Linked DNA regions of Homo sapiens: regions 2, 3 and 4 are each linked to region 1. The links are chromatin loops, found by intact Hi-C in ENCODE. Cell type or tissue: heart right ventricle. All regions are shown on one strand. Each heading gives the region's core, and the rest is flanking DNA. Links, peaks and the distances in the headings are about the cores only. Region 1 has its middle 260 kb from the start of RBMS3-AS1. Region 2 overlaps GADL1 (glutamate decarboxylase like 1). Region 3 has its middle 200 kb from the start of RBMS3-AS1. Region 4 has its middle 110 kb from the start of RBMS3-AS1.

Region 1 (7,648 bases), core at 1,779-5,778:
ACATTAAGAAACTCATCATCTATGTAAGGAAGACTAATATGCTAGTGGAGCTATACAATACAATGAGCTTCACGCTGTAATGATGTAATAAAAAAGCAGAGTGCAAGTATACACAACAGAGAAGCTCCCTGGCTGAGAACTTTAGAGGAGGCTCCTTAGGGGCAGTGATAATGGAAATGGACCTTGAAGGATGAATAGGAATTTGCCTAGTGATGGTTGTGAAGGGCACAACAGACCAGAGGAAATGACTGTAAATACAGACAGAGATGCAGAAGTCAGAAGAGTGTGGAGCAGAGACCCTGAATTGTGAGGGACTGGAGTGTTGGTCCAGGAAATGAGGCTGAACAGGAAAATACTTTCCCATTTAAGCCACACTGAAAAGTTTTATACATCATACTAAGAAGCTTGGATTCTGTTCCTGCTTGGTGGTCTTAAGCAGGGAAATAACATGATCCAATTTGCATTTAAGAAAGATGAAGGTAGCCATGTGGAAAGAAAATAGACTTCCAGGGCAAGAGGTTAGTTAGGAGGCGGTTGCAGCGTAATAGGTCACTTGTGTTAAAGTGTGATCATGAGAATGAAAAGGGAAGTTTAGATTAAGAGATATTTTGGAATTGCTACAATTGATAGGGGTTAACGGAGAAGGACTATGGACAATCCTTTATCTTCTAGTTTGGGCAATGGACTGAATGGAAAATTAAGTTGTAGGCCCATACACCTTTCCAATATGAAGTCTCTAAGATCACTTTGAAGGCATGAAGGTAGCATTCAGTTAATTCAATTTGATGCACCCTGCTTTCCTTTCCTCTCTAAAGTCTCCAATACTCATTACCCTCTTCCCTTAAAACTGACTATAAAAAAGAACTGGCTCCAATGTTTTCATTCTCCTTACTGCTTACAGGACATGAGTACCAGTGTTATTTCTCCCTAAGAATTAATGTGCTATTAGTCATTCATTTAAAAAATAAATATAAAAACTTGGACCTTTGTCAAATGGGTAGATTGCTAAAATTTTCTCCCATTCTGTAGGTTGCCTGTTCACTCTGATGATGGTATCTTTTGCTGTGCAGAAGCTCTTCAGTTTAATTAGATCCCATTTGTCAATTGTGGCTTTTGTTGCCATTGCTTTTGGTGTTTTAGACATGAAGTCCTTGCCCATGCCTATGTCCTGAATGGTATTGCCTACGTTTTCTTCTAGGGTTTTTATGGTTTTGGGTTTTACATTTAAGTCTTTAATCCATCTTGAGTTAATTTTTGTATAAGGTGTAAGGAAGGGGTCCAGTTTCTGTTTTCTGTATATGGCTAGCCATTTTTCCTGGCACCATTTATTAAATAGAAAATCCTTTCCTCATTGCTTGTTTTTGTCACATTTTTCAAAGATTAGATGGTTGTAGATGTGTGGTGTTATTTCTGAGGTCTCTGTTCTGTTATATTGGTCTATATATCTGTTTTGGTATGAGTTTCATGCTGTTTTGGTTACTGTAGCCTTGTAGTATAGTTTGAAGTCAAGTAGAGTGATGCCTCCAGCTTTGTTCTTTTTGCTTAGGATTTTCTTGGCTATATCTACAAGGAACTTAAACATATTTACAAAAAAAAAAACAACCCCATCAAAAAGTGGGCAAAGGATATGAACAGACACTTCTCAGAAGGAGACATTCATGCGGCCAACAGACATATGAAAAAAAGCTCATCATCACTGGTCATTAGAGAAATGCAAATCAAAACCACAATGAGATACCATCTCACGCCAGTTAGAATGGCGATTAAAAAGTCAGGAAACAACAGGTGCTGGTGAGGCTGTAGAGAAATAGGAATGCTGTTAAACTGTTGGTGGGAGTGTGAATTAGTTCAACCATTGCGGAGGACAGTGTGGTGATTCCTCAAGGATCCAGAACCAGAAATACCATTTGACCCAGCAATCCTATTACTGGGTATGTACCCAAAGTATCATAAATCATTCTACTATAAAGACACATGCACACGTATGTTTATTGCAGCACTATTTACAATAGCAAAGACTTGGAACCAACCCAAATGTCCATCAGTGATAGACTGGATAAAGAAAACGTGGCATATATACACCATGGAATACTATGCAGCCATAAAAAAGGATGAGTTCATGTCCTTTGCAGGGACATGGATGATGCCAGAAACCATCATCCTCAGCAAACTAACACAAGAACAGAAAACCAAACACTGCAGGTTCTCACTCATAAGTGGGAGTTGAACAGTGAGATCACATGGACACAGGGAGGGGAACATCACACACTGGGGCCTGCCGGGGGGTGGGGGACAAAGGGAGGGAGACCATTAGGACAAATACCTAATGCATGCAGTCTTAAAACCTAGATGACGGGTTGATGGGTGCAGCAAATCACCATGGCACATGTATACCTATGTAACAAACCTGTACATTCTGCACTTGTATCCCAGAACTTAAAATAAATACATAAATAAACAAAAATAAAGGTGTCTTTAATTTTGAAAAACTTACAAATTCTAAATGTTGTTCCTGGTAGATGTTTCTGACTTCTGTCCAAGATGGTGCTTCTGAGCCCTACTGGACTCCTTTGGTCTTCTTTTTTTACTGAGGGTGGCATTTGCTAACTTTTTACCCTGTGTCAGATCTTGCGTGTGCTATGACCCATTTCTCAATTGAGTTTCCATCCCTTTCAGATAGGCCTGGAGATGTGATTAGGATAGGAGAGCAAGTTGGAAGTTTTGTTGTTGTTGTTGTTGTTGGCTCTTGGTTGTCTCAAGTGAGCAATTTGCGTTTTCAGGGAACCACAACCTAGGAACTGGAGCCACATATGTCTCAATGGAATCACAGCCCCTCATCCGCATACCACAAAAAAAATCCTTCTCTCCTAGTGGGAGGAAGGGAATGAATTGCAGAGAAACATGGGGAAGGAGAAAAAAAAAAGAAATTATTTTTGGCAAGTTTAGATTCCATAAGCATGTTAACAGTTGTTGAAAGTTTTTAACAGGCAGATAGAATGGAGGGTTAAAAACTAATTATTACTTCCACAATTCTGTAAATTTAAATAAGGATATTGCAAGAACTGCCCCGATACTCATTATAATTCTGGTAAAATTAAAGAACATGAAGATCTCTTAAAATGCACCTTTTTAAAGAAAGCTACCCAGACGGAACTGTGAAGTAAATCTGAAGTTACTTGTAATTCCGGCAGCCTCACTACCAAGCTCTGTAGCTCTGGGATACACAGCGTCTTGTTGTGGGATACATTCCATTCTGTTTTTTTCACCTGCACAGTGAGGAGGTTATATCATTACTTAAAAACTTCTCCAGTTTTGAAATTTTATTATCCCATCTTTCCATTTTCCACTAGTGCTTCATTTAAAAATAAATGAATCCAGAATTAAGCAGCCCCACCCATTTTCTAGGGACGCATTTTTTTTTTTCTTTTCAAATAAAAGTGAGTTTAACTCAAACTTGGCCTGCGCATACCCTGCCTCTTTTTAACTTTGGAGATAAGCTTTCTTTTCTGAAAGCTTATATTAACACAATAGCCAACAGGTGGCGCTGCAGGCCTGTGCCAGTTTACAGTCCTTTGACATCTGTGTTTTTTTATAGTAGTAGAATACATACATCTCTGTATTTCTTCAACCCAAAATAACAGGGTCTAGTGAAATAACCTACCCTGTACTAAGTATAAGCCCCAATGATTAATAATCTATTATCTGCTTGCAAATGAATCTGACAGTGGTAGAAATTTATCACCCGAAAAACTTGACACTTATAGTTGCTTGTGTATCTTGAAAGGGGCAATTTTAGGTACACCAAAAGGCATATTCCAGTCCAGAAACATATAGTATGATGCTATTCTTGTAATGATGAAGACAAGGAAAGGTGTTGTATCTATTTACATATCATCATTCATCAGCCAAATTTGCAATGCTTCCATTTTTAATCAAAGATTTGTTGCATTAGATCTGGTAGTATCCTTGGTCATAACTGAAAACACACAAGCTCGTGTTATAGATGGACTAGCAGAAGATCCACAAATGTTGTATGATCCCTAAGAAACCATGGCTATTTAATAGCATATCTCAAATGATAATTGAGATCTCTTCTAAGCCCACCTTGTCTTGGGAGAACCTGAGCTCATTGAAGGTAAGTTCCCGGACTCAGGCAAATCCCCATCTCAATTTCTCCAATCTGTAAATAAATAAGTAAATCTATCTTTGGGATTTGCCTGATTTGCCTTTCACATTCACTAGGATAGGTTACAAACGTTGGAAACTGTTACTCTATGATTGTCAGTTCCAGAAAATCAGCTTGGCTTATGATTCAGCAAAACAATCTGCAGGCACACTTTTATGACACAATCTATACCTCCTGGACAAGTTGTACCAAATAAAGAACTTGCCTAGAATTCCTTCATTCAAGATCAATAAACTGACAAAGAGTGCAGCTGTTTAAGCCTTTAATCTACAGAGGAGCAGAGAAGCTAGCAGTGAAGGTGGATGGTGAGGAAACATCTGCTTTTCCTCTTTCTGTCATCAAGTATAGGGCCTCTTCAGGGAAACTCCCACTTGCTCCAACTGATCTGCAGCTTTGACTTCCAAAAGGGACTGATTCTGACCTCCCTCTCACCTCTGACTTTCAGCCTTGCCAACCTCTGGGATCCTGGAGATAGCTTAATAAAGGTCATCATCACTCAGATTAACCTGTTTTCTAAATTGCTGTTGTTTGAAATGGTTTAAGCAGCTGCCTGGGAATGTGGAGAAGCGTAGACTGAAGATCTGGAGTATTGGTTTGGTTTGTCATTATCCTTCCCCTGTCTCATCCCAGAAAGAGTGAACCTGTGGACGTTCCAACAAACCATAATGCAGAAAGAGTGGATATTTGTCTGTCAAGTTCTAATTAATAATAATGATAGCTAATAGTATATATCAAGTATATTTCTTTACTTTTTACCACAACTTTAGTGACTGGTTTTAGTAATTCCTTTGCAGCTGTGAAAACTGAGATTAAGATAGGTCTAATTATTTGTCTGAAGTCACAGTCTTAAGAACTAACCAGTATACTAGCTGCAAGTGACTCATATCACTATAAATGGTGGAACCAGAATCCAATTTCGAATTTGTCTAACTCCCTAGGTTTTTTGCTAGTGAGCTGACTGAAATGTATAGCCATTGCCTGGAAGCACAATAATCTAGAATAATATGGTATTTTAAAAATGCTAAATCCAGCTGTCTTAGTATAAACCATAGCTCCTTAAGATGTATTATTTCATTAACTTATTTATTTTTTTTTTCTTTTTTGGTTTGTTTGTTTGTTTTTGAGACAGAGTCTCCCTCTGTCGTCCAGGCTAGAGTACAGTGGTGTGATTTCAGCTCACTGCAACCTCCGCCACCCGGGTTCAAGCGATTCTCCTTCCTCAGCTTCCTGAGTAGCTGGGACTACAGACATGTGCCACCATGCTTGGCTAATTTTTGTATTTTTAGTAGACACGGGGTTTTACCATGTTGGCCAAGCTGGTCTCGATCTCCTGACCTCGTGATCCACCCACCTTGGCCTCCCAAAGTGCTGGGATTACAGGCGTGAGCCACCACGCCCAGCCAACGTATTTCTTTTTTGGTATATCTGTTGTGTTCTTAATGAAGAAATACATAATGTTCTTAATGAAAAAATAAATACATAAAAGAAATGCAGTGTGCAGTCACATTGTTGCAATACAAAGCACCTTTTCAAAATTCAGACATCTAGGCCTGTGAAACCTGAGTGGGAAGTGCAGCTTCAAGGATCAGGGCCCTGGGTACAGAATAAAGTCAGACACTTGAAATTTAAATCCCAGTTTTTTTCTTCTCTATGGAGAATGATTTTTCTATGTTTGTTCCTGAATTCAAAAGTAAAAAACCAGAGAAGCCACAATTTGCATCTTCCCTCTTGTGCACCTGGGGAAAGTATCACACAGATGCAGATTGAATATGTTTATATCGCAAAAAGGAAAATGATGATCATATTTCAACTCAGATGTGATCCATTTGGGTGATTGAGTTTTACGATTTCTTTCTGTTTTCTTCCCAGATAAGTTCTGCAACAGTCAAGAATGTTAATGGCTACACGAAAAACTTCTATTAGCTTAAATTAGTAAGGGTTTATTTTTCTCATGTGGCAACAATGTTAGATATAGGGAACTGCCGGTATTGTTCAGCTGGAAGGTGTCAGTGCTGACTTTTATGACTCTCAATCTCACTTTCAGATTTGGGCATTAGATGGCTGCACAAATATTAGACAAATTTCCATTTTGAGGCAGAAAGAAGAGAGCAAGGTAGCATCATTTTTGTCTTTCTTTTTTATTAATAGAGCAAAAACTTTTCAGAGACATGAGAGCCGACCTCTGCTTACTCCTCATTGGCCATAAGTGAGCCTCATGGCTACCCCATATGGCAAGGTAGCCTGGGAAGGTGAGATTTTAGCTTTCATGGCATCTGAGTGAAAGGGCGTGAGAGACAGAGAATTGCTAGAAAGTCTGCCACACTTTCCACCAGGCAAGAAAATAACCCAGATCATATGTACCTGCAAATGAGGGCAGGTATATGTGATCCCTGATTCAGCAGTTCTCAAAGAATGGGCAATACATGCAAACTAGCAGTCATGCATTCAGCTCAACAAATACTTATCAAGCACTATGTCATACATTAAAAACTACAAATATAGTCTGCTCCTATGGAGATTAAATTCTGTCACTAGTAACGTCCCTCCACCCAGGCTTTAACTGGTTGGCCAGCTGGTATAATGAAATCAGTAGCCTAGAGTTGACCAGCTAAAGAGACTACAGGGAAAAATGATGTATGTGTGGTAATATCAGAAGCATGCTTCTCAATACTCTCTTCCTCACAGATCTCCTTCTGCCTTTCTAAAGCAAATGTCTGAAACTCTAGTAGGGAGAAAGATTTCAACCCCTTCTCTGGCTCCACTGTTCACTTCTTTTCTGCTCCCTGGCAATGGAAGAAGTATTACCAGCATAAATGTTCAGAGCTTGGAATATTAATGGGTCATGATTTCTAGTGAGAAAGGAAAATATATTTTAATAGGTCCTGAAAACCAAATGCAGACTCTTCCTTTCTGCCCGTCTGGTGCTTATGGCTATCCAGGGAATTTTAATTCAGATATATAGTGTAGACATGGCCATATTGTTCTCCCCATATTTCCTTTCTCTATATGACCATCCAAATAGTGCAGAATCTCAAAATGTAGATTTAGAAAATGATAGGGGACCTTCATCCTAATCTGCCAGCTCAGCTTTTAATGTGGAGTTTTCCACTGTGAGTATTAGATTCTTGCACAGCTATTAATAAAGCAAGCCTTGTCCCCGTTCTTGTCTTATTCATTGTGGATATAGCACCTTTGGGAATCCCATGGAGAGGAGAGTGATACACAGGGCAGAATGAGAAATTTCTAGGTCTCTTGAAAATTATCATCAACTATCCTAAATTCACATCCTCACCCCAAGTGAATTTGTACAGAGGACCAAAACAGAAGAATGTAGGGGTCAGGAAACTTAGCAGTACCCTGTCTTCTTTTCATACCTCTGTCTACCTCTTTCTTAGCTGCTCTGTCCCAAAGCATGGGAGTAGTTAGTCTGGCTGGTGAGAATTTCAGGACATAAATTAGATT
Region 2 (7,648 bases), core at 1,222-5,221, 550 kb before region 1:
ATTTCCAGCTTGCCTATTTTCATAGGCAAATAGCATTACAAGATCTAGTTGCCCAGGTTCTAGTTACCCAGGTTCTCGGAATGTTGAACAGAAGACACGAAGGAATAAAAGAAGCAATGAAAGACAAAGCAACAGAAGAACGGAGTAAGGAAAGAAAAAGCACAGACTGAGCGAAGACAACTCACAGAATAGAAACAAACACCAGCAAGCGGCTCAAGAGTCTCCTTACCACAATGGTCCCAGGGCTTTATAAAGCCAAAAGAATTGGCAACACCCCCCACGTGCCCTTTAGAGGCCTCCAATTGGTTATGCCCTTTGAAGGATTGGCCTGTGACCAATCAGAGGCTGAAGTGAGGCTTGGCCCTCAATCAGAGGCTGAACTGGAAACTCCTGTCTTGTTATCACAGGAGCGAGGATATGGCCCGTAAGCTGCCCAATCTTGCCTAGAACTGGCTGCACCTGCTGTTCTTTTGCTTATGCGAATTGGCTGCACCTGTTGTTCTTTTGTTTATGCCTTAACCCCGGTTACCCTAATTCCTATTCTCCTGTCTCAATAGTTCTTTACTTCTTTCTCTCAAAGCACGCTTCTTTTATATTTATTACAAAGGTTGACTTTGTGTTTCAGATAATGTCCTCTGTCTTTCAAAAATATTTAAAATGTATAATGCTTTATTATAGGATCCACCAGAGACTAATGTTCATTGAAAATAAAAAAATGAGCTAAGGCGAATGAATTAGCAACTTTTTAGTCAAGCTGAAAATAAGTTAGTTTGAAGAAGATATGAATTGAAATCCATATGAAGCCGCAGGACAAATTACATATACGTATATGTATATTTTATATTGTGTGTGCGTGTGTTGTTAATATTGACAATTAGCTGTAGCAATTGTGTTAAAAAAAAAAAGTGGCTGCAAGAGGAGAGAAGGGATAGACGGAAATTTTTATACAGTGGGCGTTTGCATCATTTCATTACACTGGAAACATCAACTGGTACTCTTTCCACAGCTAGTGTGGCATTTCTCATAACCTTGCCTTTGCAATGTTGTTTGGGCATCTCGGTAGACCTGGTGTTTTGGAAGCCTAAGCAGAGGGAGGCCGACAGTATCGGTGATGTCAGTGGATGTGGACGATGCATCATACCCACTTGTGCCACTCCGTGTGCTGTTACAGCTTTCATGAGATAGACTGTTGGTGCGTGTCTGGTGACCAGAGGATGAATTGCCCAACTCAGGACATTTTTGAAACTGAAAAGGATACTATCAATAATCACACCAGAACAACAACATAAAGAAATAAGTACTTTTGTAAGAAACCAGCATCTCCAGTTATGTGCTCTTCTGATTGTAATTTTAGCGCCTTCTGTCCCATTCATTAAAATATTTCAGAGCAAGAGTGAGAGGAATATTATATGGGGATAATCTGCAGTATTTTCTAATTTACTTTGATGAAGAAGGAGAAAGAGGAGGAGGAGTCACTTGTAAATTCTTGTACTGTAACCTGAATGATAATAAGTTGCCTACACAACACACAGCTGATTGAATGACAGCAAAATCTGACCTTTGTCTAAAGTACAAAACCTCCTGCCCAAAGCACTCTTTTCCATTGGCCCTCATCATTGGCTGTAGAATACCCTGATTTAAATCTCCATCACAGTTTATTCTTCAGTTATGACAGATAGCCCATTTCATTTTATATCATAGTTGTTTTCATGTTTTATTGCCGGTCCCTGAGTATAAGTCTAATTATCCTCAGTAGAGTGCCTCGGGAGCTCGTGTCAGCTGTTCAGCTGGGGCGAATGAAACCACTCAGTAGAGGACTTCTGCCTGCCTTCAGGTGCTTCTCAGGTGTTGCCTAGCAGATTGAAAATGTGTTGCTAGGTAAAAACCTTCCTTCTCTATTATTTCAAGGACCACAAACACAGACACACAAAATCAGGGAAGCACAGTTGGAATGTTTGAAAACTGTTCTGTTCTCTAAGATCAAAGTAGGTCCCATTAGTCTAAAGTGCTGGCTTCTTGAAGAAATGTCCTAAGATTCACCTGTTGCTAAAAATAGGCATGAGTTAGTCAGTACATTGCTGGATTAAAGATAGTGACAGCTAATTAGTCATTGTTCAAACAATAGAAGAGTTGAAAAGAGAAAGTGAGAGACACTCCAGCATTCTGGCCAGTCTTCTTTTCTTCTGATTTTAGAGAGAAGACCAAGAGTGTAATGGGAGGTCACTGTGTTCCTAGTGGCCTATGATTGAGGCTTTCAGACCTTATGTAACCTTTTCTGCTTCACCTAAAAGGAAAATTTAACATGCTGAGCAATACAAACACAGCATTTATTTCCATTTAAGACTGGATAGAATCAATTACTCACAGAAACTATGATACCCCAAATGGCAGGCTGACCATGTGACTTCAGAGCAACCGCTAGAAAACACAAAGCAAGATTCCAATCAGGAACAGTGCAGTGAGGTTTCCTGAAAGTCAGACTAGGGTACATGAAGGCAAGATTGATTCGGGAATTGATAATTATAGTAAAAGAACCACAACATTGAATGTGAGGGATTGTGTTGTTGTTTTGCTTTGTCTTTTTTTCCCTCTGTGGGAAGTTTAGAGGCAGTCATATAATATTTATTCAGTGCTAACAGCACATGGATCAACATCCCAAGGGGTAAGACATTGAAATGTGGAGTTGAGAAGTTCAATAAATAAATAAATAAATTGAGGACACAGTTTTATATAGAAGAATTCAAAATGTAACGGTTGAATTATATTCAGCTTTCTTCCCAGGTTAAAAATTCTAGCTGCCACCTCTAGTTATTGAACAATATTATATTTATTGAATGTTTTTTGTGTGCAGCACACTGTGAAATAGGTGCTGTTGGTACCGATTTTCTGACGATAAAAGCTATTGAGTTCCAGAAAATGTTTAAATTTTTTGATAGCTAAAGCCTCTTACACATATATTGTTTAACTGAAAAATACCATGGCTGATAGATGCTTGTTTGAAAATCTGGTGTCCTGGCATCATTCTTCTCAAATCCTTTGGTGCCATTCCAGATGCTGACATTCCGGCAGAAGGAAACTTGATTGTATCAACTCTATGGGGGTGTTTCTTACATCCTTACTGTAGTCAGTGGGGAAGTGCTAAGAGAAAAAGAGGCAAGTGGACTCATTAGCTGAATCTGGTCAGTGCTGGAGTACACACTGGTCATTCTGTTTTGTTTTTTTCATAACTTAAAAAAATTACATCCTTATTCATTTCAGAACCATTTAAAATAGTCTAAAGGAAATGTTAAATGAATCGAACCAGGAGTTGATGTGGGATTTTCTACGTCCATGCGCTTCCTCATATCCTTCACTAGATGGTGTTCCAAATCAATCCATAGTGTCTATGCCATTGATTTGGTCCAGGAGGAAGGTGAGAAAACACCAAGTCATCCCTTTCTAACTCACCTAACTTCCCTTCTCTGGCTTCAAGAATAAGTGGACTTTTCATCACTGTTGAGTAATTAAGTTTGCATGCTGTTGAATTTTTTTGTAGGCTGTACTTGTAAATATTTGGGGGGTTAATTCAGACAGGAAGCATTTTTCAGCCATTGAATGGTTTCATGTTATTGGCAGGGAGTTTTGCTAAACTCATCATTAGTGGCCCTAGTGATCTAGCTGGTGCTGTGAATCAGGAACAGACTCGTTTTAACTCTCTGGCAAAGGCAGTCAGTTAAACCACAGGCCACAATCCTGATAAGAGCTGGAATCAGGAGAATGGAGTGACAGATGGGTAGTAGACTGAAAATATTTACAGGATAGGATAAACAAAGGAAGTGGATTGACCATGAATGCCCCTATTTAAATCTTTCATTCATATTCTCTTAGATATGGCCATGTCTACAGTCTTCATTTCAAAGGAAATTATAAATTAACTTTAAAAGCAAACAAACAAACAAACAAACTAAAAATCCATTTGATTCAGAAAATATATTGGAGACTGTCTTTTCCAAAGAAATTGGATTTGAGGATTCTGCACAGATGTCCAAAGAAATGTATGGGTAGATGTGAATTTATCCTTTACCAAAATTGCTAAGTTTGTGAGGTGTCAGACTCTACTCAATTCCACCTTTCTTTCACTCTCTCCTACCCTTCCTTCTCTAGTATTCAGATAGACAAATGCACCATCATTTTGACAGATATATTTATGCAGTTGATTCATTATTGTCAGTAGCCAAGGAGACATTTTCTCGTGGTGTGTCTAAGGTCTGGAGGCAGCTCCCTGGAAAGAACTTCAGACAACCCAAGGTGCTGGATGCTAAATCCCTGGGAGGTAACAAATGGCCTGGGTATTCTCACGATCATTTGGCTGTTGACATAAACAGAAAAAGGCTGATTCTAATTGATTGGTCTGCTAAAATGCTTCATGTGCAAATCACTTTCCCCAGGCCTGTGATAGTAAAAATCATCTGAGAGGCAAAAAGAAAAACGCAGGAACCTGACAGGCACCATGTTGCAGAGACATCCCTATATGTCTGCTATAATTACACAAGGTACCAAAAAGGGCCTGTGAGGATAAAGAGTGGAAAATTCCTGGCCTAAATTGCGTTGTTTCACTGAGGGATTTCTCAGTATCCTTCTGCCCTTTAATGCTTAAACTCTCATATCTCATTTTCACTCCCCTGCATTGCTGGCCATCAGGAACACCAAAATACAACATTGAATTTATAGACAATAATTTTGTAGATATGATAGATCTGGTTCACTATTTTCAATTATTTTAATGGAAATTTTTATTGTCAATTATCTTAATGTCCATTGTTTTCTTGCATCTCCAACTTATATGTCACTTTTATGTGTTGGCATTTCTGTGTGTAAGAAATCTGATGGCCCAGGATTAGACACTGTTCTTAGCTAAAGGAAAGGTACAAAGTAAAAAGAGAAGAAAACTCCTCCTAACAATTGTTGGCCCACCTGTCACCTTATCACCCCATCACCTGTCTCACCTGGTGCACCTGTCACCTTATTACCCTTATCACAGCCCTAGTGCTGTTTTTTATGCCCCTGTGAAAATATTGATGGTGATGACTATTAGCATCTCTCATGTTCTTCATGTTCCTTTAATAAGGAGGGTCTTATACTTGGTTTCACATTAAAATCATGGGAAAATTTGGTAAAAATTGTATTTCTAGAAACAACTTCTTAGAGACTGGAGGCTCAGTAGGTCTGCAGTGAGTGGTACCTTAAAGTGTGTAATTTTAACAATGGAGAAGAAATGGAGGCTGGGTGCAGTGGCTCATGCCTATAATTTCAGCACTTTGGGAGGCTGTGGCCTGCCAGACCTCTTGAGGCCACTTGAGGTCTCGAACCAGCCTGGTGAACATGGTGAAACCCTGTCTCTACTAAAACTACAAAAATTAGCCAGGCATGGTGGCACACACCTGCAATCCCAGCTACTCGGGAGGCTGAGACAGGAGAATTGCTTGAACCCAGGAAGCGAAGGCTGCGGTGAGCCAAGACCCCACCATGGCACTCCAGCCTGGGCAACAGAGCTGGAGTGCAATAAAAGGAAAAAAGAAGAAGAAGAAGGAGGAGGAGGAGGAGCAGGAGGGGTGGGGGAAAGGGGAGGGGGAAGGGGAAGGAGAAGAAGAAGAAGAAATGGAAAGAATAAGGGAAGAGAATTTTAATATTTTGGAACAGGATGAACTCCAAGTAGAGGCCTAGGAAGATAAATTTTAAACGTTAAATCAGGCAGAGAATGTATTGGAAAAACAAATATATTTTTCTCTGGTGGCATTTAGATTTACAAAAAGAAAAAGTTCAGGTATCTCAACAATTGTCACTATGGCCCATGCACCAAAGATGATGAATATTGGCCATGAGCTTCTGAGCACATTTGACACTAATTATTCATGATGGAAGGTATTTAACAGAACACAGAGCAACATATTGAGATCCACTGCTTTCTGAAAGAAAATTTGATGTCTCAATCTGAGTTTAATGAATAACAAAATTGACTTCTGTTTAATTGAGCAGCTTCTTAATATAGCAGATAGCAATAGGGTTTTATTTTCTATCCCTTGTCCATGCAGGAAAGAATTTCATGATTTGGGTGTGGAACACAGATAATTATTTTCTATCATTCCAAATGTACCCCCGCAATAAAAATAAAGCATTTCCATGTCAAATCAATATAATTAGGGATCTAATTGATAGACATGTAAATCATGACATATATTAATATTTATTCTTCATTACCGTAAGTTTGAATTGCTCGGCAAATGTCGACTTAAAGGATTCTGTGCTTCACCTTATTACTGTTTGACCTCATTCATTAACTTGGCATGAATTAAATAGGCCTTCACTAATAATCTACTTTGAGTCCTGAATAGTAGCACACAGAAAGATTAAAGAAGCTGGAATTCATTAAGCACTTGCTCACTCATGCACACTTTATATTTCATCTTAATTCCTACAAAAATCTTATGAAATAACTTCTACTGTCTCTATTTTACATATAGGAAAACCAAGAACTTAACCATGTTCTTCAATGGCTCCTGGATAGCTTTTAATTTTAAAACCATATAAACATAGTTGTAGAACATGCTACATTAGGCTTGTTATTTAGATTTCGTTCGCCGCTGTTCGTGTTTCTTATTCTACAACAAGGGTCAGCCTACAGGCAAAACACATCCCATTGTCATTTTTTTGTAAATAAAGTTGTATTGGAACATGGCCACTCTCATTTGTTTTCTATTATTTATGGCTGCTTTCACTTACAACCTGAGTGGTTGCCACAGAAACTGTATGGCCTGCAAAGTCTAAAATATTTACTATGTAGCTTTTTCTTTTCTTTTTGGAGACAGTGTGCCACTCTATTGCCCAGGCTGGAGTGCGGTGGTGTGATCATGGCTCATTGCAGCCTCAAACTCCTGGGCTCAAGCAATCCTCCCGCCTCGGTCTCCCAAGTAGTTGGGACTACAGGCATGAGCCACCATACCCGGCTAATTTTTTTAAAGTTTTTGGTAGAAATGGAGTTTTTTAATGTTGCCCAGGCTGGTCTTGAACTCCTGGTCTTAAATGACCCTCTCCCATCAGCCTCCCAAAGTGCTGAGATTAGGGGTCATCATACTCAGCTACTATCTGGCTCTTCACAAAAAATTTTTGCCATCTCCTGTATTATTGATTGATATTATCTATATGACTAAACCACCTTTATGATGGTAGATACTCCTTGAATAATAGCTTAGAATCATCAGCTTGTTGCCTTGACTTTGCCTAAGGAAGTCTAAATGCATAGTATCTGAATGCAGGGTTTGGGGGCTTTGAATACAGGGAAAATTAATTACAGCTATAACTTACAAACAAACAACAGTTACCAGGATTTCCTCTAAAGTAGAACTCACCTAGATCTAACCAAATATACCTTAGTTTGAGTCATATGAATTAGGTTTCACTTAGTTACACTGCAGCAACAAATAAGCCTCCCTCTCCCCACCCACCTTTCCCAGCCAAATCTCAATGGTTTATAATACAAAGGTGTATTTCTTGATCATGCTTCATGCCCTGGGGGTCAGTCACAGCTCTGCTCTGCTCCATGGTCTTCCCCCCAGCATCCAGACTGATGGAGGAGCCCCTGTCTGGGAAATGCTATTCTTGCACCAAAGGG
Region 3 (7,648 bases), core at 1,357-5,356, 64 kb after region 1:
ACATTAGGAGTAACATCTCCCTAGGATATTACAAAGAATATCACTGGGTGTACACCCTCTGCCATATTAGGAGTAACATCCTTCTAGGACATTATGAATAATATCACAAGGTGTACACACACTGTGATATTTGGAGAGATATCTCCCTAGGATATAAGGTGTACACCCACTGTGATATTAGAAGCAATATCTATGACAGTATGAGACATATCAAAGGGAGTACTCTCACTGTGATAATAGATTTAATGTTTACCATCAATATTACAAATAATATCACAGGTTGTACACACATGAGGTATACCCACTGTGGTATTATTTATACTGTCTTAGAGAGATATAACTCTCTAATATAACACAGAGAGTGATAACTCTGTAATATCTCTGAGATATTACAAATAATCACAGTGAGTGTACACATAGTGTACATAGTGTACACCCACTGTGAGATTTACAGTAATATCTCCCTATAAGACTATAAATAGTATCGAAGGGTGTACACCCCCTGTGACCTTAGGAGTAACATCCCTCTGGATATCGGGAATAATATCATAAGGCGTACCCACCCTGTGACATTTTGTACACCCTTTGTGACATTAAAAGTCACATCCCCCTAGTGTATTATGAATAATATCAAAGGCTGTTGACGCACACGGTGTGCGCACCCTGTTACATTAGGTGTAATCTTTTTCTGTGATTTACGAATAATATCACAGAAGGTGTACACACATGGTGGACACTCCAGGTGACATTAGGAGCAACATCACCCCAAGATTTTAGAAATAATATTACCAGGGTTGCATACACATGGTATACTCTCCCTGTGACATTAGCAGCAACATTCCCCTAGAATATTATGAATAACATCAGAGAGGGAGTACACATATAATGTATGCACCTTGTAAAATTAGGAGTAGCATCTCCCTACGATGTTATGAATAATATCACAGAATGTGTACACACATGGCGTATACCCCGTGTGATGTTAAGTGTTACATCCTTCTAGTATGTTAGGAATAATACCACAAAGGTGTTCGCACATGGCTAACACCATATGGAATATTAGGATTCACATCCCTCCAGAATATTACAAACAACATCACAGGGGCTGTGCACACATGGTGCACATGCCCTGTGGCGTTAGGAGAACATTTCCCTGACACATTACGAGTAATATCACAGAGTGTACACCTTCTGTGACATTTGGAGTAACGTCCCCTAGGATAGTACAAAGAATATCACAGGGTGTACATCCCCTGTGACCTGAGGAGTAACATCTTTCTAGGATATTGTGAATAATATCACAAGATGCACAGCCCCTGTGACACGAGGAGTAACATCCACCTAGGATATTATGAATAATATCACAGGGAGTACACCCCGTGTGACAGTAGGAGTAACCTCGCCCAAGGATATAAGGAACAAATACAGAGGATGCACACGTGTTGTGACGTTAGCAGTAACATCCATTTAGGATATTACGAATATTATCACAGTGTGAATACCCTCTGTGATATTAGGAGTAACATCCCCCTACCATATTGGGAACCATATCATACTGTGTACACCCCCTGTGACTTTAGAGGTAACATTTCATTAGGATATTATGAATAATATTACAAGGTGTACAGCCCCTGCGATCCTGGTCATGGTTCACGTTCTCCTGTTTATTCCCATGTCTAGTAATTTTCTATTGGATGTTAGACACTAAATGCTGTATTGTTAAATGTCCATTTTTTGTGTGTGTTGATTTAAAGCATGTTGAGTTTTGTTTGGTATGCAGTTACATTTCTTGCAGATCAGTTTAGTCATTTCAAGCTAGCTTTTTTTTTTTAGCTTCATTAGCCTATGTCTCAGTAGACTTTACTTCAGGGCTACTTTAGCTCATCTACTACCTTTCTGGGGTTTCTACTGAATGCCTCAGGCGTTCATTGAAGTGTCTCTACTCTGACTTGTCAGAGCTCAAATGTATTTTAGCCCTAATGAGCTTTGAAGATTGCTCAGCTTTCATATTCCTTTTTCTTTGTCCAGCCTTATAGATTCTTGCCTCATGCTAGTACAGCTATGTATTCAGATAAAGAAAGCCCTATGCCAATCTCTGGAACTCTCTTTCTGTATAACCCACTCTCTTTTGCACTCTGTCTCACAAATTTCAATTCCCTCAATTTTCCCTAATTGATTTCTTCCTCTTCAATTCCATGAGATTTTTATGTTAAATTTTGTGTACCTTTCCCTCCACCATTGTCCAGAAATTGTCTCACAGAGTCAAGGTAACTACAGGTCTCACATCATTTCTTTCCCTTATCACAGTCTGTATTGTCAGTTTTCCAATACCTGAAAATAGTTGTCTTCCCCTTTGCACCCCAGTTCTCTAGTTATTTATGGTGAGAAAACCAGTTCAGTATCAGTTGTCTCATCATGGCTGTTGGCAGAAACCTCCCTGGGTACCTTTTGAAGTCCTGTCAAGGAGAACCTTACTAAGTTGTTATAGGTCATGGTACCTTCTTTCCAGTATATGGTAAGAGAATGGTTACCTCCTGGTGGGGTAGAATACTAAAATGAAAAATCCTAAGACAAATTAATAACAAGCAAGAATCAAAGTTTATGTCTAATTTGCTTCAAAGGAGTAGATTCTAAGAAGATAAACTCAAAATTTTCTCCTTTTTATAAAAAATAAAGGAGGTAGTAAAGAAATGTCCAGTTAAAAAAAATTTAACTTCTGTTTGTAGTATGATTGGGTAATTAACTCCCCAGGAGAAATTGTAATCTTATTAAATCTATCAGAAAATTGCTTATTTTCTCTGAAATGCTAATTACTTTCCAGAAGAAGATAATAAATGATATTAGTTAACATACTTCTATCTACTTTACATTTTGAACAGCTTTTTTTTTTTTTTGTAATTATAATCCTCACTTCCTTATAACAAGTGTCATAGCTCTAGGAAGGAAAATGAAGCCTGGGGCAAGCAATGGTGATACCCTTCATTTCACTACTAAATCAACTCTGTGGTCATCCCCAGCCTCAAAAGTTCCAACATTTATACTATGTTCTGCTGGATTTCAGAGAGAGGATAGCAAAATGACTGGTTTGTCTTCAGTTACAACGCAATTTGGTATATTGGAAGCAGATGAGACATGGCAGTTCCAATACTTGGTGGTTCTAGGCTGTCCTCTAGCTACAATTAGAGAAAGAGCTTATTTGTATCTGCTGATGCCTTAACAGCCCCTGGTGCGGAGATCCAACGTCACCTAGTGGGGATAGATCACACTTACATTAATTCAGCTTCTCAGGTTTTAATATCCTTACCTTTTTTGCTTTAATATCCTTACCTTTCTTGCAAAGAAGAATTTGGTGACTAGATATAGATAACACGGAAGGAGGAAGAGAAAAGGAAAATAACACAAGATAATACGTATGATGAAAATTGAACTTCAAGTGACTGCACACTCATTATCTCAAAGTTCTGTCCTGGCTCACTTTTAAAATTCCTATTCACTAAATAAAGCTTATTTAAATTTGCTTCAATTTTTTTTTTTTTTTGAGACTGAGTCTCACTCCGTCACTCAGGCTGGAGTGCAGTGGCATGATCTCGGCTAACTGCAACCTCCACCTCCCGGGTTCAAGTGATTCTCATGCCTCAGCTTCCCAAGTAGCTGGGATTACAAGCATGCACCATTACACCCAGCTAATTTTTGTATTTTTTGCAGAGATCGGGTTTTGCTATGTTGGCCAGCCTGGTCTCAAACTCTTGGCCTCAAGTGATTCACCTGCATTGGCCTCCCAAAGTGCAGTGATTACAGGTGTGAACCACCATGCCGGGCTGCTTCAGTGATTAATTGTTATAATAAATTTGTATACAGTGCATTGTAGCCAAAAAGAATGAGTTTATTTGTCCTATATATTGAAAAGGAGATACATTCCAAGATTTCTGCTTTCTGTGTTTTGTGAAAAGAGACGTAGCAGAAATGTTTCCATTCTGCTAATTGTAAAGTGAAAAGTTCCCATTCCAGTAAGTTCATCACAGGTAGGAACAAGTAGCCTGATGGGAATCATTAGTGAAAGCATCCACTAGCTAACTGTTGAAAGTATCTAGCACAAGATAATTAACTGGTGCAGAAACGACTGTGTAGGTTCAACAAACAAGAAAAAAGTAAAGGTCCTCACACCCAAATCAGGAAGACTGTCAGGAAAATTTCATGCCATAATAGCAGGATTTTTCAACCTCAGCACTACTGAGATTTTGGACTAAATGATTCCTTATGACTAGGGGTGAGGCAGTTTGGGGGAGATGGAATTTTTAGGAGGAGACTGTCCTGTGTATCATAAGATGTTTAGCAGCATTCTGGGCCTCTATGCATTAGATGCCAGCAGAACCTCACCCCTACCAAATGTGGCAATCAAAACATCTCTAGACATTGCCCAACGTCCCCTAGAGGAAGCAAAATTACCTGTTTTTGAGAACCACTTTTCTATAAAAAGAGGAGTATCAAACATGGGAGGCCAAGGCAGGTGGATCACCTGAGGTCAGGAGTTCAAGACCAACCTAGCCAACATGGTGAAACCCCATCTCTACTAAAAATACAAAAATTCGCCGGACATGGTGGTGCATGCCTGTAATCCCAGCTACTTGGGAAGCTGAGGCAGGAGAATTGCTTGAACCTGGGAGGCGAAGGTTGCAGTGAGCAGAAATCACACGACTGCACTTCAGTCTGATCAATGGAGACAGACTCTGTCTCAAAAATAAATAAATAAATAAATAACAAATTTAACTTTTTTCTCCCTTTATTAGTCTGCTAGGGCTGCCATAACAAAATACCATGGACTGAGTGGCTTAAACAACAGAAACCTATTTTCTCACAGTTCCAGAGGCTGGAAATCCAAAATCATGGTGTCAGCATGTTTGGTTTCTTCTAAGGCTTCTCTTCTTGGCTTGCAGATGGCCTCTGCTGTGGACTGAGTATTTGTGTTTCCCGAAAATTCATATGTTGAAGCCAAAATTCTCAATGTGGTCACATTTGGAGGTGTGGATTTGGAAGGTAATTAGGTCATGATGGTGGAGCCCTCGTGAATGGGATTAGTACCCTTATACGAAAAGACATGAGCGATATTACTCTCTCTCTCTCAGCCACATGAAGATAAAATGAGAAAGCAGCTATCTGCAAGCCAGGAAGAATACTCTTACCAGACACCAGATCTAACAGCACCTTGATCTTGGACTTCCTGGTTTCTAGAACTGTGAGAAATAAATTTCTATTTTTTGGAACACCAAGTTTATGGTATTCTGTTAGCAACCTCAACTTACTGAGACAACTGCTTTCTTGCTATGTCCTCACATGGCCTTTTCTCTGTTTACACACATACGTGGTGACTCTCACTGTGGGTGCCACAGATCGGCACATCAAACAAAGGCATATGCTAAAGCACAGAACGGATCACATAAATACAGTAAGTCCAATCTCTTTTTAACTTACATCAGTTAGATTGGGTTAGAGCTCACTCTAAAGACCTCATTTTAACTTAATTATCTCTTTAAAGCCCTCTCTTCAAATACAGTCACATTCTGAGGTACTGGAGGTAAGGACTTCAACATGTAAATCTTGGGTGATAGAATTCAGTTCATAATACTCCCCTACCTTGGACAGTCAAGTATTATTTGGGGATGGTAGTAGCAAGTAATTCAATTTCTGGAAAAGAACAGAAAGTTAGTTTGAGAAAGTTAGAATTAGTTAGAGTCTTTTTTCCTCAACCTACCTTCCCCTACCCAATCCTTCACCTCTGTGGCGTAGCCAACTAATAAATGCTTCATTGTCTAAACCTTAATTATAGATCCAATTTTTCACATTGATTGTGACAGAATCAGTGTGAGACTTGGTTATCCAGAGATATTAACTCATTCTAGGGCCTTCTAATATATTCTTTTTCTTGCAGTTTATATTGACAAAATGGGAACATTGTTTTTACAAATCTTTGCAGCAATTTGGGAATGTCAATCTAAAGATTAGGAAATTGGATTTGGTTATGATGAGTGTTTTGAACTTGACTTTTTATAATTTTGTTTTTAAAAATCCCAAACCATCTCTCCTTTAGGCAACAGACTTTCTTGTATTAATTTTTCAATGTACATATATATGTGTATAATATGTATTTTAATATATATAATTGATATCGATTCATTATATGTATGTATTAAAATATATACTGCTACTTAGATCTTTTATTAGTTTTCTGTACTTGGTAGCACTTTGCAAAGTATCACCTTGCCAAGAAAAGTTAAAGAAAATAAAATTTTAGGTTATGGATTTAATTCAGTGTAGAAAAAATGATGGCTATTTGGTTGTTGTTGCTCTGAATTACATCTGGTAACTCTGGTAAACAGAAAACTGAAATATGCTCTAAGTGAAATTTTGAATACAATGTAGATTAAATGGAAAGGGGTAGCCAAATTGTTTTGGCTAATAGAGATTCCAAGATTGCAAAGGACTTTACGAATAACAACTAAATATAAGATCCCTTAATGTCGCAGTTTGTTTTAAAGTTTGACCTAAAAAAATGGGTATATCAAAGTGTTCTCAGTATACTTAGAGATTTCATTTTTTTCTTTATATTTTTCTCAGTTAACCATTTTCAGTAATAAGTCCATATTAATTTCACAATGAGAAAACAGTTAAACATCCTCCATAAATGTTTGTAATGGCTATGCCAGATTGGCTTCCAACAGGAATCTCATATCCCTTCTCATATGCTTCAGTGTTCTACAGAGCCTGACTAGCCATAAGTTGCATTTCTCTGACTCTTTTGTAGGTCCAAATCATCTTTAGGCTCAACTAAATTAGCAGGAAGTGACTTAATATAGAGAATTAAGTTAAATAAAAAATTGGCAGAAGGGCTTGGGCCTTTGGCTGTGCCATGAATACCTCTTAGAACAACATTGTGGGATTAGCCCACACAGAAGCTATAACTCTACATAGAATGCAATTAGACTCATTTCCATGAGATTTGGAATACAAAAGTAAGGCAGCAACATGGTTGGAATGATATTGGGTTTTTCCGCAACAGCGTCAACATCATTGTCTTTATGGGTGTCAAGAGGCAAGGCATAGAACATTTGTTTCTTTCCTCAGTAGATATCTAGAAGGCTTGGCATCTCTCCAAAAACATGGCAGTGGCTTCCTGACCCCTGGAACCTGGCCAAATGAGTTTGCATTTTGAGCTTACACTCCCAATTGGTAGCTTTCTGATGAGAGTTATAGCTTCTATATGGGCTGATCCCACAACGTTCTTCTAAGAGGTATTCATGGCACAGCCAAAGGCCCGAGCCCTTCTGCCAATTTTTTATTTAACTTAATTCTCTATATTAAGTCACTTCCTGCTTAACACAGCTAGAGTCTTATGTTTTGTGTAAATGAAGGCCAATGTACTAAAAACTGTACTACACCATTTTAAATAGTCAATTTATAACTCTTAGTTAGGTTGTTGTAAGTAAATGACACTGAAGAGAAACAAAAGAGATCTTAGTCCTTATTTCTTTTTTATTTCACTCATGAGTGATCTGGTTGTCTTATAAGCAGTTAAAATGCAAAGAACAATGCATGTTTGCAATTAAAATAAACCAAATTCTGATCATAGTTATTAAGAAGTCTGCACAGGCAC
Region 4 (7,648 bases), core at 1,423-5,422, 160 kb after region 1:
ATGATAGATATATAGTAAACGAAGTAAATGCCAGGAAAAAGAAAAACTTGAGCAAGAACATAATCAGTGTACTTAAGAACCTCAGTTTTAAGTAATTATAGCATAATAAAATGTAAATATCATGCATTTAACCAAAAAGAGTGACATAATTTTATTGTCAAGTAGGTTTGTGTGGGGAAATAGGATGTAATAAAACTAAATTCTCATTTTATATAGCAGGAAGTCAGTAGATAATAGATACAATTTTTAAAAAAGTGAATTGCATGCTACTTAAAAATATGGAGAAAAACACATCAATAATAAGTTACTAAAATACTTGAAAGCATTTGCCTCTAAGGAGTAGAATAAAAATAGGCAGGAATGAGACAGGGAACGGTTGGTTTTCAGTACAAATGCTGTATTAATAATCAACTTTTAAAAGTTATACATGTATTACTTTGATATAAACATTAAATTTACAATTTTAGCTATACCTATCTATGAAATTTAGAATTTTAGGTATATCTATCTATAGGCATATAAATAGATTACAAACACAAACATAAAAATAACATAGGAACCCATGAACCAAATGTTTAATAGTGTTTACATGGGGTCTCAAGGTTGTAATTGACTTTTATTTTCTAGTTAATACTTTTCTGAGTTCTCCAATATTTCTAAAATACGCATATATTTATTTCTTAGCACAATATTGGTGCTATTAATTTTTAAAGTGAAAGGAAATAATTAAAAAGAACAAGATTATCCTTCAAAGGGTGTAGGAAATGGACTTCAAATGATGGGAGGGGAGGCCAAAAGCAAAGAACAATTAGGAAACCATGAAGGCCTGAACTAGAGAGTGTCCATGCTAAAAAGTTCAAATTAACATGTTTTGGTAAGAAACTTAACTTAATGTGGGAAAAGTTTGAAGCATAAATTTTGAGAGCCTTTAAATTCTCTGGTTTGGGCAAACTGGTGTTCCCATTCACTGAGATAGGAAATTTGTCTTGTAGAGCAAATTGAGTTCCATTTTAGAGATACTAAATCCTTTATTATGCTGCAATAGTTGGAGTGGTCTAACTGCTGTAACTAACAACTGCAATTCTCAGTGGCCTAACAAAACTTGACTCTTCTTTCCAGCAAAATCTGGTGCAAATGTTTCTGGCTGGTGAACCTGTGAAACTATCATCTTTTAATGCTGTCGGGGAAGAGAAAGAGCTCGGGTGATCGCACAGACCATGATACGGATGATACACAGAAGTGATCTGTGTTGATTCTAACCACATCCCATTAGCCCTATGTCTATCATACAGCCTGCATAACTGCAAGGAAGGTTGGCAAATGTCTAGTAAAACACAAATATGAAGCAAAGGTTTAGGTGGACACATAGCATTTTCTCCACTCCAGACCTCCTGGTGGGGAAATTCAGGAGACAGAAATGTCCAGCTGAATTAGAAATCTGAACGAGAGAAAACGTTCAATAATGTCATTACTTAAATGGTAGTTGAAGTCAGGATTAGGTGATTTAGGGGGCGCATAGACTAAGAAAGAATTGGCATGGAACCCAAGAGAATGTGTAAACATATGCAAAGGAGGAAGGAAGAGGCAGAGAGGAAACAACCAGAGACAGAAAGTTAAATCAGATGAGAGAATCAGTGAAGGAAGAAACTCTATGATGCCAGATGTTAGAGAAAGGCAAATCGAATTTGGACAGGAAAACTTTTCTATGTTGATCTTGGCAACTAGAAAGTCATTGGTAGCTTTCACATACAAGGATTAAGTAGGTTTGGAAGCAGGAATCAATCTCTGGGGGTTGTGGAGAAAGTGGGAAATGAGAAGTATGAATGAATAACAAACATCTCTTTCAAATCCTTAAATACTTTGAAGGGAAGGAGGGCCAGAGAGCAATTAGAAGAGTAGGGATGAATGGGTGATGGAGAACTCCATATATTTTCTTAGTAACCATTTCGTTTCCTATTTATATGAGTCAGAAACACTTAATTACCAAATAGATTCTGATCAATGTAAGCACACTGGTTTTCTGTAATTCCAGTGCAAAAGAATATACTGCTTTACTCAGACTGAATGCCCATACCAAGAGTTTTGAATTATCAATTACAACTTGCCAATTCTATTTACTATTTACGTTAATCTGGGGCCCCAGTGTGAGAGGCCATGTTCCCCATTAAATCGCTCAAACATGTAGCAGGCAGGAATTCTCATAAAATTAAATTTTGTAAGGGGAGGATTTAGATTTTGTAGAAAATGTAAAATAGTGTAGCATTGGGCAGGATTAGAATAAGAAAAACATGATATTGTGGGAAAGGGGAGGGGAGCCAGAAGAAAAATTATGTTTGCTAACAAAGTAATTAAATGCTCTGTGGAATATCCATTTAGTTATATATTTAAATGGTTTAATAATTTTTTAAAATTATAAAATATTTATTTTTCTTATATTCCTTTGTTTCAGTTTTTTTGGTAGCAACATTTAACATTCGGACTTACTCTCTTAACAAATTTTAGTAATTTGTTAATTGCTATATAAAAATAGAAACAATTAGGGTAACTATCCAGAGTCTCCGGGAAGGTGGGAGGGCGCTTTCAGGATTTCGATGACCACTCAGCCTCAAAGCTGTGTTGTCTGTGAGATAGCATTAGATACAAGATCATGTTGTTATCCAAAGTGATTGTGGAAAATATATTAAACTAGGGGAGAGGCTTAAGCTGTTTAAGAGTATTTGCTTCCCTCCTCCTGCACCCCTTGGTATAGGATTCATCAGTTCATAGGCCTGAAAGCTATCTCTTGGTAAGCCTAAAAAGTCAGAGCCTGGAGTTCTGATACCTTTGTTCCTCCTAATTGTGTCTCCCCAGCAGCACAAGTGCAGACATCCCTGACCACAGGCTAGGAAACTCACTTAATACTTTTCAGCAGCTTACCAAGAGGAAACAGGGGGAGGGAAATCACATTTTCACATGAGAAATTATGATCAGCTGTGATCCTCTGTCAGCCCATGAATTTCAACTGGTGCTGCATTTTCAAATTCACTATTTCAGTCCTAATCAGTCTGTGGAAAGCAGTCATGGGGGTTATACTTCACAAGCAGTTTGGCTTACTGAACACTCAAAGGAGACTGCAAGCGAGCTTTCAGCTGATAAAATTTGCTCCTCAGAGTACAAAGGGAATATAAGTAAATCTGTCTTTATAGGCCCAGCATTTGAAGCAAACTAAAGAATAGCTTGAAAGCATTTGATTGTCAGAGATTTGAGGCAAAGCCTGGATTTTCAATAGGCGATGGGCTGGGGCATCCTCTGTGCTGAAGGCGGCAGGAGTTTCTCAAAGCCCTACTGAGTTGGAAATGGAAGGACACATTTTATTTCTAGTGCTAAGAAACATCTGGAGGGGAAAGCCTTGCTTCTTGTAGTTTCCTTGGATATTAGAACCTGTTCTACAGAACCCACAAATTCCAAATACTTTTCCCAGATGAATCCCAAGAGGCAAAATTTTAGGTGGACTTTGTCATAGAGTTACTGTATCTAAAACAGCTTTCCATTACCGGACTTGGAAATAAATAACCTCATGGAAGTACACATATACATGTAAGATTAAGCTACTGTTTCCATTTTATTTTTGTTTGTTTTCCATGTGGGGGTAAAAATTTCAGAAGTGTATAGTGAAATTAATGTGTTTAAAATAAATCCTACCTTATTGAAAAATCAATAATACTCATTGTTGAAGTTAAAAATCTCTCTATGTTAGAAAAATGCAAAGCCTAGAAGTAGCTGCTTTAAATTATTGAGTTTATGTACCCAGACCCACAAGCACGCTTGCTGGATTGTAGTCTGTGGTGCCCTCTGGTGGAACAGAATCACTATCGTGTCTCTTAATCCTTAAAACCAAGTGTCAATGTTCAAAGAAATCTAGATTCATTTTAGACAGATGTGTCCTAGGATTTGAAAGACTTCCATGAAGTGTAATGCCAGCTGTTTTGGGGGGTGTGTGTGCGTGTGTGTGTTTTGTTTTGATTTTTCAATGAATAGAAAGTCCCCTACTTTTGAATATTCATCCTATGTTGATTTGTTCAGAATTTGAGGCTTCTATAGATACATTTTTGAGGTGTGCTTTAAAAAAAATTATTAAAAAGAATTCTGGTAATTCCCAATTCCATAGTTTTAGAAGTAGTAACATTTCTAAACTTTGTCTTTGATAACTTAGTCTTATGACTTGTTTGGTGTTTTTAACCACATAATCTAAAATTTACTACCAGTAAGAGAAATGCCTACTTAAATGGAATCATTGGAAATGATGTTGTACAAACAAACAAGTAAAATAACACCACCACCAAAAATGAGACCTATTGTGAATGCAAGCTTGATTTGCAGCATGTTTGCCCATTTTCACAACCATTGTAGGTTTGGGCCCTATTCATAAATAATACTGTTAATGGGAGTTCATTCATGATTTGGCTCTCTGCTTGTCAGTTGTTGGTATATAGGAATGCTTGTGATTTTTGCACGTTGATTTTGTATCCTGAGACTACGCTGAAGTTGCTTATCAACTTAAGAAGCTTTTGGACTGAGACAATGGGGTTTTCTAGATAGAGGATTATGTCATCTGTAAACAGACAATTTGACTTCCTCTCTTCCTATTTGAGTAACTTCTATTTCTTTCTCTTGCCTGATTGCCCTGGCCAGAACTTCGAATACTATGTTGAATAGGAGTGGTGAGAGAGGGCAATCTTGTCTTGTGCTGATTTTCAAAGGGAATGTTTCTAGCTTTTGCCAATTCAGTATGATATTGACTGTGGGTTTGTCCTATATGGCTCTTATTATTTTGAGGTATGTTCCTTCAAAACCTAGTTTATTGAGAGTTTTTAATATGAAGGGATGTTGAATTTTATCGAAGGCCTTTTCTGTGTCCATCAAGATGATCGTGGTTTTTGTTTTTAGTTCTGTTTACGATAAATTACATTTATTGATTTTCATATGTTGAACCAGCCTTGCATCCGGGGATAAAACTAACTTGATCATGGTGGATGAGCTTTTTGATGTGCTGCTGGATTCCATTTGCCTGTATTTTATTGAAGATTTTTACATTGATGTTCATTAGGAATATTGGCCTGAAGTTTTCTTTTATTGTTGTTGTATCTCTGCCAGGTTTTGGTATCAGGATGATGCTGGCATCATAAAATGAGTTAGGGAGGAGTCCTTTCTTTTCAATTGTTTAGAATAATTTCAGAGGAAATGGTACCTGCTCCTCTTTCTACCTCTGGTGGAATTCAGCTGTAAATCTGTCTTTTTCTGGGCTTTTTTTGGTTGGTAGGCTATATATTACTGCCTCAATTTCAGAACTCGCTCTTGGTATTCAGGGATTGAACTTCTTTCTGCTTCAGTCTTGGGAGGGTGTACGTATCCAGAAATTTATCCATTTTTTCTAGATTTTCAAGTTTATTTGCATAAAGGTGTTTAGAGTATTCTCCAATGGTTGTTTGTATTTCTGAGGGTCAGTGGTGAAATCACCTTTATCATTTTTTATTTTGCCTATTTGATTCTTCTCTCTTGTCTTCTTTGTTAGTCCAGCTAGCAGTCTATTTTATTTATTTATTTTTTCCAGAAAACAAGCTCCTGGATTTGTTGATTTTTTGAAGTCTTTTTCATGTCTATATCTCTTTCAGTTCTGCTCTGATCTTGGTTATTTCTTGTCTTCTGCTAGATTTGGGGTTTGTTTGCTCTTGGTTCTCTAGTTCTTTCAGTTGTGATGTTAGAGTGTCGATTTGAGATCTTTCTAGCTTTTTGATGTGGGCATTTAATGTTATAAATTTCCCGCTTAACACTGCTTCAGCGGCATACGAAAGATTCTGGTATGTTGTCTCTTTGTTCTCATTAGTTTCAAGGAACTTCTTGATTTCTGCCTTAATTTCATTATTTACCCAGGACTCTTTCAGGAACAAGTTGCTGAATTTCCACATAGTTGTGTGGTTTTGAGTGAGTTTCTTAATCTTAAGTTCTAATTTGATTATGCTGTAGTCTGAGAGATGGTTCCTTGTGATTTCAGTTCTTTTGCATTTGCTGTGTTTTACTTCTAGGTATGTGATCAATTTTCGAGTAAGTGCCATGTGGTGCCAATCTGGGAACACAGCTAACAAGGGAAGTGAAGAGCCTCTTCAAGGAGAACTACTCAAGGCATTGCTCAAGGAAATCAGAGAGGAAACAAATGGAAAAACATTTCATGTTCGTAAATAGGAAGAATCAATATTGTCAAAATGGCCAAACTCCCCGAAGTAATTTATAGATTCATTGGTATTCCCATTAAACTACCATTGACATAGGTATTATGGAAAAAAGCTATTTTAAAATTCATATGGAACCAAAAAAGAGCCCGTGTAGCCTCGACAATCCTAAGCAAAAAGAACAAAGCTGGAGGTATCACATTACTCAACTTCAAAATATACTACAAGGCTACAGTAACCAAAATAGCATGGTACTGGTACAAAAACAGACACATAGACCAATGGAACAGAATGGAGAACTCATTTATAAGACTGCACATCTACAACCATCTGATCTTTGAGAAATCTGACAAAAACAAGCGATGGGGAAGGGATTCCTTATTTGATAAATGATGCTGGGAGAACTGGCTAGCCATATGCAGAAAACTGGAACTGGACCGTTTCCTTACACCTCATACAAAGATTAACTCAAGGTGGATTAGACTTAAATGTGAAACCTAAAACTATAAAAACCCTAGAAGAAAATCTAGGTAATAACACTGAGGACATAGGCACGGGCAAAATTTCATGACAAAGACATAGGCATGGGCAAAGATTTCATGATGAAGACATGCAATTGCAAAAAAGATGCAAATTGCAACAAAAGCAAAAATTGACAAATAAAATTTAATTAAACTAATTTTTTGTTGTTGTTTTGAGATAGAGTCTTGCTGTGTCACCCAGGCTGGAGTGCAGTGGTGTGATCTTGGCTCACTGCAACCTCTGCCTCCCAGGTTCAAGCAATTCTTCTGCCTCAGCCTCCCAAGTAGCTGGGATTACAGGTGCCCACCATCAAGCCTGGCTCACTTTTGTGTTATTAGTAGAGATGGGATTTCACCATGTTGGCAAGGCTGGTCTCAAACTTCTGACTTTGGGTGATCTGCCTGCCTCGGCCTCCCAAAGTGCTAGGATTACAGGTGTGAGCCACCGTGCCTGGCTGTGATGTAATTAAACTAAGGAGCTTCTGCACAGCAAAAGAAACTATTAACAAACAGACAACCTACAGAATCGGAGAAAATTTTTGCAGTCTATTCATCTGACAAAAGTCTAATATCCAGCATCTATAAGGAACTTAAACAAATGTACAAGAAAAAAAAAAAAAAAGTGGGCAAAGTACATGAACAGATACTTCTAAAAAGAAAACATACATGTGACCAACAAACATGATAAAAAGCTCAACATCACTGATCATTAGAGAAATGTAAATCAACATTACAATTCTCACACCAGTCAGAATGGCAATTATTAAAAAGTCAAGAAACATCAGATGCTGGCGCAAGGCTGTGGAGAAATAGGAATGCTTTTACACTGTTTGTGGGAATGTAAATTAATTCAACTATTGTCAAAGACGGCGTGGCAATTCCTCAAGGTCCCAGAATCAGAAACAGCATTTTATCCAGCAA

Evidence for each region. A loop is a pair of places that touch in the nucleus more often than their neighbours do. Peaks named below come from ENCODE experiments on the same cell type or tissue, not always from the same donor. Only the 100,000 strongest peaks of a DNase experiment are listed, where the experiment ranks them.
Region 2: it touches region 1 in a loop (4-fold over the local background); 21 of 110 quality-filtered maps call a loop at or near these places.
Region 3: a loop joins it to region 1, with 3 times the contacts of the local background. A loop is called at or near these places in 15 of 110 quality-filtered maps.
Region 4: a loop joins it to region 1, with 9 times the contacts of the local background. A loop is called at or near these places in 72 of 110 quality-filtered maps.

Annotation. Positions count from the first base shown.
Region 1 is chr3:30,195,183-30,202,830 of GRCh38, reverse strand. No RefSeq gene overlaps it. Among named protein-coding and RNA genes, the nearest start is that of RBMS3-AS1, 260 kb to the right of the region's middle. In heart right ventricle, for the core only: CTCF peaks have their summits at 3,318 and 3,532 (motif pointing right); a DNase peak (open chromatin) is centred at 3,540; H3K27ac peaks cover 1,202 bases.
Region 2 is chr3:30,743,904-30,751,551 of GRCh38, reverse strand. The region is part of intron 14 of GADL1 (glutamate decarboxylase like 1); the gene reads left to right. Among named protein-coding and RNA genes, the nearest start is that of TGFBR2, 140 kb to the right of the region's middle. In heart right ventricle, for the core only: a CTCF peak has its summit at 3,356; no DNase peak of the experiment used is centred there.
Region 3 is chr3:30,130,926-30,138,573 of GRCh38, reverse strand. No RefSeq gene overlaps it. Among named protein-coding and RNA genes, the nearest start is that of RBMS3-AS1, 200 kb to the right of the region's middle. In heart right ventricle, for the core only: CTCF peaks have their summits at 3,014 and 3,217; no DNase peak of the experiment used is centred there.
Region 4 is chr3:30,038,625-30,046,272 of GRCh38, reverse strand. No RefSeq gene overlaps it. Among named protein-coding and RNA genes, the nearest start is that of RBMS3-AS1, 110 kb to the right of the region's middle. In heart right ventricle, for the core only: a CTCF peak has its summit at 3,814 (motif pointing left); a DNase peak (open chromatin) is centred at 3,822.